2 separate regions of the Homo sapiens genome follow, and region 2 is linked to region 1. The links are chromatin contacts, found by Hi-C in ENCODE. All regions are on one chromosome and are shown on one strand. The core of a region is the stretch at or near the end of the contact, and the rest is flanking DNA. Distances in the headings are between cores, read along the strand shown.

Region 1 (6,378 bases), core at 1,891-4,390:
GGAATGTACACAAAAGCACTGGTAAGCAAAATAGCTCCCAAACAGCTCTCGAAGGCTTAAACTGCCACTAACACTAAACATCCTGAATCAGGGGGCCTATCTAAGGAGCAAATTCCCTGCCTACCCAGGGAATACACCACCCAGCTGGCGTATTTTAAGAAGCTGAACAGTGGGCGCATCTTTATCTTGCTCTGGAGCCTCACAAGGGCTCAACACATCGCACTTCCCATGCTCAATCTCTGCAGACCCTGTTGCCCAAGTCTGTTTTCTGTGTCAAGTCCCCAGTCTAGGACATACTCTCAAATCTGCTAATATTACCACTTAAGAAGCACATTCTTGATGCTTTTTTACAGATGACATTTAAAAAAACATCAGAGAATGGTTGTTACTTTTTTCTTAACTTGGCTATCTGAAGGTGAACCCCAACTCTGCCTATAGAAGCTGTTCCCAGAGAAAATCTGGGACTGCAGTGAAGGCACATGGGTTGCCACAAGCTCCAGCGTTACCAAAATCTCCCTACCCACTCACCTCCTTAGCTCCCACCCTTTCCACTATTCTCACACAGTTAGCAGCACCCAAGAGAACTTTGGGAAAACAGCCCTTTTTCACCATCAGAACCTCAACTCAATGACGGGTAAGGTCTTGTTCCCATAGCCCTGTAGCTCAGGTACTGTTCTCCCTTGCCTGATCCAGTGTGCCCCAGTGATGAGTGGGAGGAAAAACAGGAACCGTCTGCTACTCAGGATCATAGGGTGCTTTCTTCTTCTTGGTATGGATTACTGCAATAAAATGAGCTTCTTCCAAGCAACAAAGCAACACGATTTGAATTCATGACTAATCTTGAGCTCACATCATTTACATGAAATGATACACATTACGAAAATACTTGCAACAACGTGTGCCACAAAGGACAATCATTCCAGTGTGAGGGTGATGGGGACTGCAGGGGGAACATGTGCTTCCACAGCCTTCTGCCCTGAATTTGTAGGAAAGAGAAGTAGGGAAGAGAAAGGATGCTGGGTTATAGGACAGGGAATAGGAACCTGACAGCCACTAAGCCTCAAGATGAGTGTTCAGCCTTAAGGAGCCACTAATGCTTGGCTTGGCTGTGTTGAAAATTTAATAATACAAGAGACAGTGAAAATTGACTTTTGGAATGGATATACACATCCATCCATTCATCCAATCAAAAGATACAGTGGGAAAGTTGTACACATGTTCACGGCGACCCAGTAGCAAAGAAGTGAAAGCAGCCCAGATGTCCATCAGTGGGTGAATGGATAAACAAAATGTGGTCTATATCTACAATGAAATATTATTCAGACTTAAAAAACGAAAAAAAATCCGGTTACATGCGAAAATATGGATGAGCCATGAGGCTATTATGCTACGTAAAATAATGCAGTCATAAAAAGACAAATACTATGTGAGTCCACCTACGCGAAGTATGTAAAGTAGTTTAATTCTTACAAACAGAAAGTAGAAGAGTGTTTGCCAGGGCCTGAGGTGGAAAGGAAAAGGAAAGTTCTTTAATGGGTATAGACTTGCAGTTTTACAAGATGAAAAACTTCTGGAGATCTATTTCACAACATTGTTAAAATACTTAACGCTACTGAAGGGTATACTTAAAAATGATTAACATGGTCAATTTTATATGTTTTTTTTTTGCCACCGAAAATAGGCAAAGAGAGAAAAAAGAATATATGGTAGGTGGATGTGATTAGCAGATACAAAATTACAAATTTTCTCATTTGGCAAAGAACCTAAATGGCCTCTCCCCTATCATGACACATATTTAATGAACTCATTATTAGTTGAATTACTTTTGCTTCAAAGTCTGGAGCCAAAGCAATATTAACATCCCTCTCACCTTTTTATTTAATATTTTTGTCTTTACACAGCTTAACTGTGAAATGTCTGTGAATGTTTCTCCAAGTTTGTGAGCTGCTGACAAAAACTCATAAACACAAAGATTCCCCCCTGACTTCCTCCCCCATCACACACATAAACCTGAGTCTTATTCAACACCAGGCCCCAGGAGATGTGAAATCCATCAGCCAAACACCAATACGAGAATTGAGGTCCTCACAATCCATCACTTTTTCTCTTAAAGTAAAAAAATTCCCAGTGATTAAAATGCATCTCCTTTTGCATGTTATATAAGTTGGTGCTGTTTCAGCATGTTAATACGGTTTGCAGTTCCTTACCTTTTTGTTGCGATGTGAAACAGATGAAGGAATTTCATTGCAACAGAACACAGCAGCACATCATCAGGTTGGAAAGCAAAGCAAAAAAGAAGAGGAAACAGAAAACAGTCAGATTACGTCCTTGGAAAGGACAGAGTGTGCTCCTAATAACATCTATCACACAAAGAACACAGCAATAACAAAACATAGAGATATTTTTATACACAGCGACACACTTCATAAGGACACTTCTCCTGCCATCATAATTAGAAACCTATAGCTTCTGGCACAAAGAACAAAGAGAAGGCTCTTTAGCATCTACCCAAGGACTTCCCTCCTGAGCTTGTCTTTTCTTAGCTGTGGATTCTGTTACTACAAACACATAGGACATAATTCCTCCCTCAACAATGCAGGACAACAGCAGGGCTGTCTGGGTATGGGTTCCTCTTCTTGTAATACCTTCTCCTGAACCTGAGAAGAGAGTTTCACTCCCTCAACATACAACCATGGCACTGGCCCCAACATTTCCATACTCCCTAACATTTCTGAGATGTGGCTTATAAAACAGACAGTATACATGGCCCTGTGGAAGAGGCCTCTGGTGTGGGAAGGTGGTGACAATTCTCCAGTCTCAATAGGGGTAGGACAGACCTCTATGGGGTGGGTCAGGCCAACTGTCCTTCCTATTCCTGTAATAGCTTTGCTGCCTCAAACACTAAACAGGGGAAATGGACAGTGTTCACTGGGGAACTGCAGTGTTCCCCAGCGGTTCCTAAACACGCTCTCTCTCTCTCTCCAGCTCCCCCACCCCCGCTCTGACACACACACACACACACACACACACACACACACACACACACACACATGCTTCCTAATATATGCCTGATCCCAAACTCATCTGAACCCCCTTAAAGCTGTGCGGCTGAGCCTAGGAGCTGGGAGTTGTGTTGACTGCTATACTGGGGAGAAGATACAGTGTAGAAACCCCGAAAGGAGAGAAGGTAAAGCCCCCTCTCCCTTGGGGGCATTAAGGAACACACATTATCTAGAGCTGAGGCAGGACTGAACAGATGTGAATTGAAGGAACCTGTCCTTTGTTTCATCTTTTCCTAGTTAAAGAGGCAAATTTGCAGAGCCTGGCTCAAAATTTAGGTCAGAGTCTCCTGGGAGAACTGTCTTTGCTCACATATTTTACAGACATTATTTCAGTGCCTGTTGTTAGCTGTCTGAGATGAGCCTGCACAGAATATGCTAACAACTCAGCTGACCTTTGACCCCTGGCCAAGAGCAAGGGGCGATGAAGGGCCTTACCGAAGCCCAGCATGGTGTTCCAGCAAGCTAAAACAGTGTCCACACAGAGGACTGCAAAGTCATGGAGGAGGGAGAGGATGTGCGTTTCTTTACTCACTAAAAACCATCTCTGTCCCTCTCCTCATCTGAACAGAAACAAGCACAGAAGACACACAGTTTTCTGGCAGGGCAAAGGAAGTGGCTCACCTAGCTCCAGACGGACTTCAAGTTCCTGGTTATGGCAGAGATGGCTAACTGTCCTCCAAACCTACTTCCCTTTACCAATGGGCATACAGCTAGACTTCATTTCCTCATCTCCCGACCAGTAAGCCATAACCACGTGGCTGGGTTCTGGCCAGGGGATTATGGGTGGAAATCATTTATGCCACTTTTGTGACTGGCCCCTAAAACCACCTGCTCGATCTTCCACTCATCTCTCCTATCAGCTGCCTGGCTGGGGACGTCTGGGGGAAGACAGCAGAGATTTGACATCCTGGACCCCTGAATGACTGTGTGGAGCACAGCCTGCCTCACCCAGCTGTGGGAGTTTCTGAGCACGAGACATCAACCCCTGCTGTCCTGAGCCACTGAGGTCTGAGGCTTCATCTGTTATGATGACTTCACTTACATACCCCTTGCAAGGGTGGCGCACTGCCAGGTTTAGCTTCCATTAGATACATCTGTGTGCTTCCAACACATCCCTCTTTCTCTTTTAAGCTCTTCTGCATGTGTGTTGTTCCTTACAATCAATGAATCCCTGAGTAAAATGGGCTTGGAGAAAATGTCCTGGAAGCCCAGTGAGGAGGCACAGCAGACTATCTTTTGGGGTGGGACAGGTGGTTTTGTGTCATCCCTCACACAGCCCAGAGGGTGGAAAGCATCAAGAGAAAGGCTCCTGACAGGCCATGACAGGGCTCACTGCTAATCACATCAACTAGTTTGCCTCTTCCACAGCCTACCTCGAAAAAAGACAAATAGACTTCAATTAAATTTAGAAAGAACATAAAAAAGAATTTCCTGACAGCAGCTGGAATATCTTGGATCAGACCACAAGGTCTGAAGCTCTTCAGAGCTAAATATGAATACGGAGGCAACTGTTCCCAGTTGGTTTAGGTCAAGCCGTTACTAACCGTCTGTCCTGTGACTTTTAGGCTAAGGAAGCAAATTTTTCCAGAGGAGGAATAGAAAAGAAAAGGTCTCTAGTAGTTTTCCTCATAGTCCAACCAGTGCTGCAAGGAGAGAGTTACTATGAACAATTCGACGAAGGACTGCAACAATACCACCATTCTACCTTAGGAAGAATATCCTAAATATCACACACACCCCCATCACACACTTGATACAGGTTTAGGAAATAGCCACGCACAAGGTCACACTTATCTTTTGCTGATGGGGAGGTATAAATGCATTTAATCCAATCCACAGGTGGGGAGCAGTTGCAATGTGTACTACTAGGGGAAGCCAGGACTTATGATTTATCATTCCTGTCTTCAAGTTGCTTACAAACTACTAACAGAAGCAGGACATAGCATGAAAGATCAAATAAAATAACAAGACAATGGTACAAATGATGTCACAAAGGTATCTACAGCCCAGTCATTGGGCAGAATTCAGCCTATTATTTGTATCCAAATTTCTTTTCAAACTCACCTAATTTGCCAACACCACTGTTCCTTGGCACTCCCAATCCTAGTTGCCCTAGTTGTTTGATTTGTTTCCCTATTAATATACATCACTTTGTGGCATACTGTTTAATTGACTCATTGAATGTATTTAATAAGCTTAATGAAGGCAGGGATTTTCTCTGTTTTGTTCAGTGTTGTGCCCCAGTGTCTTGCACAGTGCTAGGCACATAGAAGATGCACAATAAATATCTGTCAAGCAAAGGAAAACCATGACAAGCTTCTAAAACCAGAAATTAATTTTTAAAAAAGTTAATTCCAATGCTCCTAAAAATATTGTTTGCAGACACTCTGCCAACAATAGCTAGAGCCTGCTCGCCAATGTGAATACTGAACGAGGCTTCAAATTTATAAGGATCTCTACTGTCAAACACAAGACACTGACATTTGGAAGATGTAGTGGGCAAAGCCTGTCTTCTATGTGGCCATCTTCTTATTTGAATTAATGGTATCACCAAAAAGGGGGCCCTTAGACACCCACGTGTACATCCAGAGGGCCATAAGTGCTGTTAGTGCTGTTAAAAAACGTGATAATAACATTAAAAAGGGCAAGCCTGTGTGTCCTACATGAAATGAGTGTCTAACACAGCAAAACCTGAAGCTACCAGAGCATTATGCTAAATTGCTGGCCTATTTACTTAACTAGCAATGGGCTGAAAAGAACCTCAAGGGCAGGATGAATTGAGGCTGTTCACCCTTGTCACTGAACACATATCTTCTTTATTCAGGATGTTCACAATGCTGCGCAGTCTCATAAGAAATCTTGAAATCCACATTCCTGCCTCTCTCCTAGGAATCTTGGTGCCAGTGTATTCATTTGACATTTTTGGGCTCCTATGGCATGAGTAGAGAAAGATCAGTTCTAAGGAGTTTTTCCAGAATAACGCCATATTTAATCAGTGGATGAAATGAACAGGATTTAGTCTTCCTGACCAAGTTCATCCCTGTGTTCATCTCACAGCTGTGACTGAGCAGCCATTTTAGAGAGCAAATGATGGATGCTCATATGTCTTAGTCACTGTTACTGGCATAAAAAAAATACAGGTCCTTGTCTATAGAGTCCCTAGGAAACACACCCAAAAAGAATCTCATTATAGTGAAGATGTAGCCAGTGGAGACGTACAGCTCCAGCTCCGCATGCACAGAAAATTATGTAGAAACCAATCTGCCAGGACAACAGTTTAATCTTCAAAAGCAAAACTTGGCCCTAAGATACCAAG
Region 2 (6,378 bases), core at 2,506-5,005, 58 kb before region 1:
TAGCCAGAAGCAGGAGGCTCTATTTCTTAGCATAATAAATTATATGAGCTGCTGGGAATCCGGCATAATTGGGGACTGGCTCTGTTCCATGGGGGCTGGCTTCAAATCAGAACACAGAGCCAAGCCAGATAACAGCTTCAGTTCTCTTGGCCTCCTGAGTTCCCTGGGTCAAATTAGCATTTCATTAGGTCCGATTTAGTTTTATAGAAAGAAGTGAGTGGTTTCAAACCATGGTTGCTGCCCCTACAAACCACCTAGCTGCTAGAAAACGTGACTAATTTCATGTCACAGCATCCTGTGCTTCTGGTTATAGGGCAAGAAAGTCTACACATTGGTTGATCTCCTCAGAAGTAATAGAATTATGTGGTTCCCAGGCTCTCACTCCCACCACCAATTCCCAGTCCCCAAAAGGCACCCAGTTCTCTTTTCTCATTTCTTTTCCTTTCCCTTTCTCTTTCTCTCTTTCTCTGTTTCTCTCTTTCTTTTTTTCTTTTTCTTCCTTTCTTTTTTTGACACAGAATTTTGCTCTTCTTGCCCAGGCTGGATCTCGCTTCACTGCAACCTCTGCCTCCCAGGTTCAAGCGATTCTCCCACCTCATCCTCCCAAGTAGCTGAGATTACAGGCCCACATCACCAATTAGCATGCCCTGCTAATTTCTGTATTATTTGTAGAGATGGGGTTTCACCATGTTCACCAGGCTGGTCTCGAACTCCTGACCTCAGATGATCCAACCGCCTCGGCCTCTCGAAGTGCTGGGCTCTCCAGGCTGGCATAAGCCACTGTGCCTGGAGCCCGCTGGAGCATCTTAATGGGCAGTCAGAAGAAATGACTCAAAGGGAGCATAAGCAAGAGCAGGAGACAGACATGTCCTAGACCAAAGCCGTGGATCAAGCACATAGCCAGGAGAGACTCCCGCCTAACTTGATGATACACGCCTGCTTGTTTGTTTTCTAGTTTTAACAGAGTCTCATAGAAGACGAGAATGCTTTCCAGATGTTATTGCTTCCTACCAAAGCAGCAAAAAAAATCAGAAGTATCTCCATAGAGCTCCAAAAGGGCCAGATTCCAGGCCAGGAGTGAAATCCTTTTCAAGTGGACATCAGCCCAGTCTTATATAGAACACAACAGGTGAAGGCAGGAATGTCCTGCAGCCTCATGCACTGAGGAGCAGATAGCCAAGGGTGTGGGGGGTCTGCCAAGAAGGGGTGAAACTGGCCTAATGATAAGCACAACTTTTCCATCTTCTACTATGTTGGAGTCATGGCCAGGATTGCAGAGCCATTTACTAACAAAGGAGGTTAGAGCTGGAAAGGACCTGACGCTTATCTCCAACCCGTTCATTTTATAGGTAGGAAAACACCAGGAACAGAAATCTGGGATGCCTGCAGCAAAGTCTGAAAGCCACAGGGTTGGCCGTTGTCCTGACACTTGACCCAGGGCTTTCTATTGCTTCTGTGTCTCATTTTCTTTTTGTGTCCTCAGTAGTTATTTCTTCAACTGTTTCCTCTTTGCCTGCTCTGTCCCGGTCTCACCTGCATCCCAATAGAGCCATTCTCTCATTAAAGGGAGAGAATAGCTCTATTAAGCACAGCTAAATAAGCTGGACAAATGGTGTGTGCTCTGCTAGTCCTGTGGCAAGCTGATTAATCCATCCAGTGCCTCCCACCAACCCCAGGGGCACTTTTTAACAGAAGCTCAGGTTTCTTGCTCCCTTTTCAGGCCACCTTTCCTGTTCTTTCCCTTGTCTAAGCAGACCCTTATTGCGGGCCAGCACTTTGCATGAAACTGAATTACTAAAATGTAGAGCAAGGATGCAAATTGATGTTTGGAACTCAGCTAAGCTTCTCCAGATAAACAAAGCACAATCCATCAATCTGCCCTGATAAGATAGGCCTTCTTAGTAAATGGCTGTACACTATCTGATTGCTTCCAGGAGGCTCCAGACGATGTTTTCTTTGGTCTGCTCTCCTGAAACCTTGACAAAATGACTCGTCGATGTTCTTTTCTTCCAGCTATAAAAAGGTACTGATACAAGGCGAAGCATTTCCCTCTCTCTCAACTGCTTTTGCCAACATGGCAAGAAGTTGGAATTATATCTTTCAATATTTGTCCAGCTGTTGTTTGCAGATGTTTTATTCTTTACATTCAGAAAATAGAAATTCAGAGAATGCTAGCATGCAACTTCATCCTGAGAATTTTAGATCCTGCCCGTGCCTTTCAATAATGTCCTTATGTGTTCATTGCTTTAAGCACATCTGGGCTATTGAAGATACAAAGGCTTACAATGTCTCCAACAACCAGTGCAAAGAATTGTTAAATTTGGTTTATATCAAGTGGAAAATTCCACATTCATATACATATATATATATATATATACACACACACACACACACATATACACACATACATGTGTGTATATCTATGTATGTACATGTGTATCTATCTATCTCTATCTATCTTCTGTGCCACTGTACCAAGCACTTCACTTAATCCACACAACAATCCTATAAGATAGGTATTGCTATTATCCTATTTGACAAACAAACAAACTGAGGAATGGAGAGGTTAAATAACCAGCCCAAGGCCACAAGGCTGGTAAGCAGTAAAGCCAAGATGTGAACCCAGGGAGATCCAGCTCCACAGCCCTTGCTCTTAAGTATATATTTCTATAAAGTCAATCTCAAAATTAACTCTGATGAAAAAGAAGTTGATTTTCTACTGGGTGAACTGGCAGGCAGGCATGTAAGAAAAGAAAAACACTGTCTCCTAGGAGCTATATGATTCAGGCCCAGGGATATACTAAGTTTAAACAGGGAATGGAAACAGGTTGCTGGAATTCCTGAGCCCACCTGGCTACACTCTTCTCCCTGCCGTAGACTTTCCTTCCTCTCTGAACCGAATTCCCTCCAACCCTGCTCCTCACCACCAGTGGGTCCAGCCTCAATGTCCACCTGCAGCCCTTCCCTTCTGTCTCTATAGCTCAGTTCTCAGCATTGGTGGTGGATGCCAACAGGGATGGGGTCGGGGGCTGCTAGTTGGATTTTCATTTTCCCATCTATGGATTACTACTGATCCCCCAATTTGGGTTCTGGATAAGCCATACCTTTCCTTATTAAAACGTTGATAATAAAATTATCCTTTGATGATCCATAAATTGTGACTGGTTCTGCCCCCACTCCCTGCAGAGTGTGCATTTGAAACAGATTATTCATATAGCCACTCAACTTGTGCTGTCTCCAAGCAGCCATTCTCCTTAAGGGGTCATCTGTAGAGTGTCCATGTTAAAGGGATTCCTGTTGGAGGTCACACTCTTCTACTGGATGGAGAGTCCATTCCCCACCCCCACAACCACTGTCACACCAGATCAGATGGTGCCTGACCTGCTAGATAATACATAAACTAAGTTATACAAAATTTTGAAGGAGGTAGAGCAGAAGAAAATCCAGCCATTTGAATAATAACTTGCCAAACAGAATACCCTGGGACATCGTTGTTTCGCTTTCTTGAGTTAGGGAACAAATGAGAAGCTGTCCCTGGAACCCACAGCTTTTCACCACTCATCAGGGTAGGAAATGCCACGTCATCATGACCATGGCTTATCAGGAACTCAGAACCCAGAGTAGCCCAACCTAGGGCTGGGTGTGGAGAGGGGAGAGGAGAAGGGGCAGCAGCAGATGGTGGCCGTGGGGCGGTGCTGGCACATCCAAAATACATTCTTCTTCTGTGAGTCTGCAGTATTACATCTGGCAACATTATGATGCATCCATCCACAGAATTACCCATAGCATTACTTTCTCCTTCTCAGTTAGTTAACAGTCCTCAGGCTATGTGGATGGCCTCCTCCTGTCTTCACACGCTGTAATTTCAGAGATCCAGAAAAGTCCCAAAATCCTTCCCCAACCCCCAGGCTGGTTACTGACATTCTGTCTTCATTCTTCGTACTTCTACCTTGTGATTTATGTGTCTAAGAACAGCAAGGGCCTCTGGCTGCTCTCAAGGTTGCTATCCATTTTTTCTGACTTATAATAAATCAAAGATTTAGGTGGAGTCAGTTGGGAGGGCTGGGGAAATGGTTCACTGGTAGGAGTAGTGAGGTTGGGGGAACACGACCAAACACACAAACTTGGTCACTGGGACCTCCCCCATGTGCTAATTATGCTCCTGTCTTCCTGCCCAGAATAATGCTACATCCAAAAAGAACTGCTAATAAGTCATACAAATTGAATATGGAATGAGATCCTTTTATCCAGCATAGTTTTTTTTTTTTTCCTTGTTTGTTTGGGTTTTGTTTTTATGGTAGCATTTTTATTTTTTATTTAAGCAATCAGTACTAAGTTCTTTCACGATTTTCTTAAGACTTTCCTCCTCCCTCAATCCAAACCCAACTGTCCTTGACAAACTCGCTTTGCTTCATCCAACAGGCAAGAGAGCCTTTGAATCCCAGTCTGTGAAATCAAAGACAGAAACATTAAAGACAGCCCCTCACCCCCAAGGCACAATGTCATAATGTGCTTTGATGTTCAAGGACTAAAATCAGAATGGAGTCCCAAGGAACCAATTCAAAGGTCAGGGACAAGTAACGAGGCTCACCCATGAGAAACAAACACAAACCAAGTTAATCAGATGGCAGCTAAGTCTCCTTCTAGGAAGAATTTCACAAAGGCTATGCTTCTTTTCTTTTCTTTTTTTTTTTTTTTTTTGAGACAGAATCTCGCTCTGTCACCCAGGCCAGACTGCAGTGGCATGATCTCGGCTCACTGCAACCTCTGCCTCCTGGGTTCAAGTGATTCTCTGGCCTCAGCCTCCTAAGTAGCTGGGACTACAAGCACACGCCACCATGCCTGGCTAATTTTTGCATTTTTAGTACAGACGGGGTTTCACCATATTGGCCAGGCTGGTCTCAAATTCCTGACCTTGTGATCTGCCTGCCTCAGTCTCCCAAAGTGCTGGGATTACAGGTGTGAGCCACCGTGCCCGGCCGAGGCTATGCTTCTTAACTTCCCTACCAAGGTGACAAATTCTAGTTATTTATAACTTTAAAACCAAGTAACTAAGCTTCCTTATTCCTGGATCACTGGTATTGCTGTCTAAATGAAAGGGAAAAGCCTACGGAGAGGACAAACTCTTTTCAGGGGAGGTCTGCAGAAAACTTCCTTCCATCTTCAGGAGAACAAATGCCTTTTCTGGAGGTGGAAGTTTACAGTGACCACGGTGACTCTGCCTGGCATCCCAGCACCAACTCTAAATAAGAGATGTGAGTGGGACAATGGGAAGAAACCACATACATACACACAGGGAGACACACACACACACACTCACACTCACACACACACACACCACCTTCCTCACCCTGTCTCCCTGGACAGTGAATTCCCCCTGGGAATGTTAGTGACCAAAAGTCACTGGTTTGTGTCAAGTCACAGTGACCAGGCAAAACTGGGTTCCTTAAAAAGAACCCAGGTCACCAGTCACTGAAATTTTCTTCTTTAAAAATAGAATCAACCTCAACAGTAGCTAAATATGGGGTGCAATAACTAGTTTCTATTCCAAATTGGACTGACAGCTCTAAAACTGAGAAGCCCTCAGACTAGTATCAATCTGAACAGATTTAAATAAGGAGTTCATGCAGGATGTTTTGAAATATAATGCTGAGAGATTCAAGTTTCAGTTCTCTTCTATTCCTATAAGAAACTTCCCCAAACAAACTCCATGCTGAATGGCTCTAATGCTTCAGACAGCCAAGGCTGTAATTTCTGCTGCTGTAGAAACAGTAACACATCTGTCTGCTCTTAGATAGATGTGGAGTCCTGGGGGTGACTGAGGAGCCCCTTTGAGGTTCTCAGGGTCTCATCATAGAGGATGAGGTGTGGCTTTCAGGCTTTCATCCACAGACGATGGTGATAAAATGGGCTGCTGGTTTCACAAGGGCTGGGATCTCCCCGACATGCCCGTCTTTTGTCTAACAGCATCCCTACCTTCATTCCCCTTTGGCTCTCTCTCTCCTCACACCCTCAAATTCCCAGGGTGAGCTTTCTGAATATGTTACAGGACTGGCAAACAGACAGAAGTCCTCCACACCCAACAGCAGCAACAGTAGCAACAAACTTTGGTCAAAAAGAAAAGGCACTGATCTATATGAATACATACTCCTGCTCATGCAATGTACCTTATTTTATAACAAGGCAAGCTGCCTTTATTTCTATAAAGTCATAGCTGTCAGCAACACTATTTGGCCTTTAAAGATGCCAGTATCTTATAGAAAGCTATTAAATGGTAATAACCTGACAACCAAGTCTGCTAAAGGGCCAGAGTTGCCAGAATAAATGGCCCGAGAAAAAAGAGCACACAATTCCAGTGGCGGTCCTCAAACTCCCTCT

The links. A loop is a pair of places that touch in the nucleus more often than their neighbours do.
Region 2: a map of heart left ventricle shows a loop between it and region 1 (2.2-fold over the local background). The contact joins two enhancer-like sites. A Hi-C loop is called at or near these places in 6 of 168 maps with a recorded cell type or tissue (GM12878, GM13976, breast epithelium and 3 more).

The regions. Positions count from the first base shown.
Region 1 is chr11:113,129,278-113,135,655 of GRCh38, reverse strand. All of the region lies in intron 1 of NCAM1 (neural cell adhesion molecule 1), which reads right to left. Among named protein-coding and RNA genes, the nearest start is that of NCAM1-AS1, 140 kb to the left of the region's middle. Within about 2 kb of position 3,140, at least 4 of the 41 ENCODE cell types and tissues checked have a DNase peak (open chromatin) inside an H3K27ac peak, as active enhancers do.
Region 2 is chr11:113,187,773-113,194,150 of GRCh38, reverse strand. All of the region lies in intron 1 of NCAM1 (neural cell adhesion molecule 1), which reads right to left. Among named protein-coding and RNA genes, the nearest start is that of NCAM1-AS1, 83 kb to the left of the region's middle. Within about 2 kb of position 3,755, at least 8 of the 41 ENCODE cell types and tissues checked have a DNase peak (open chromatin) inside an H3K27ac peak, as active enhancers do.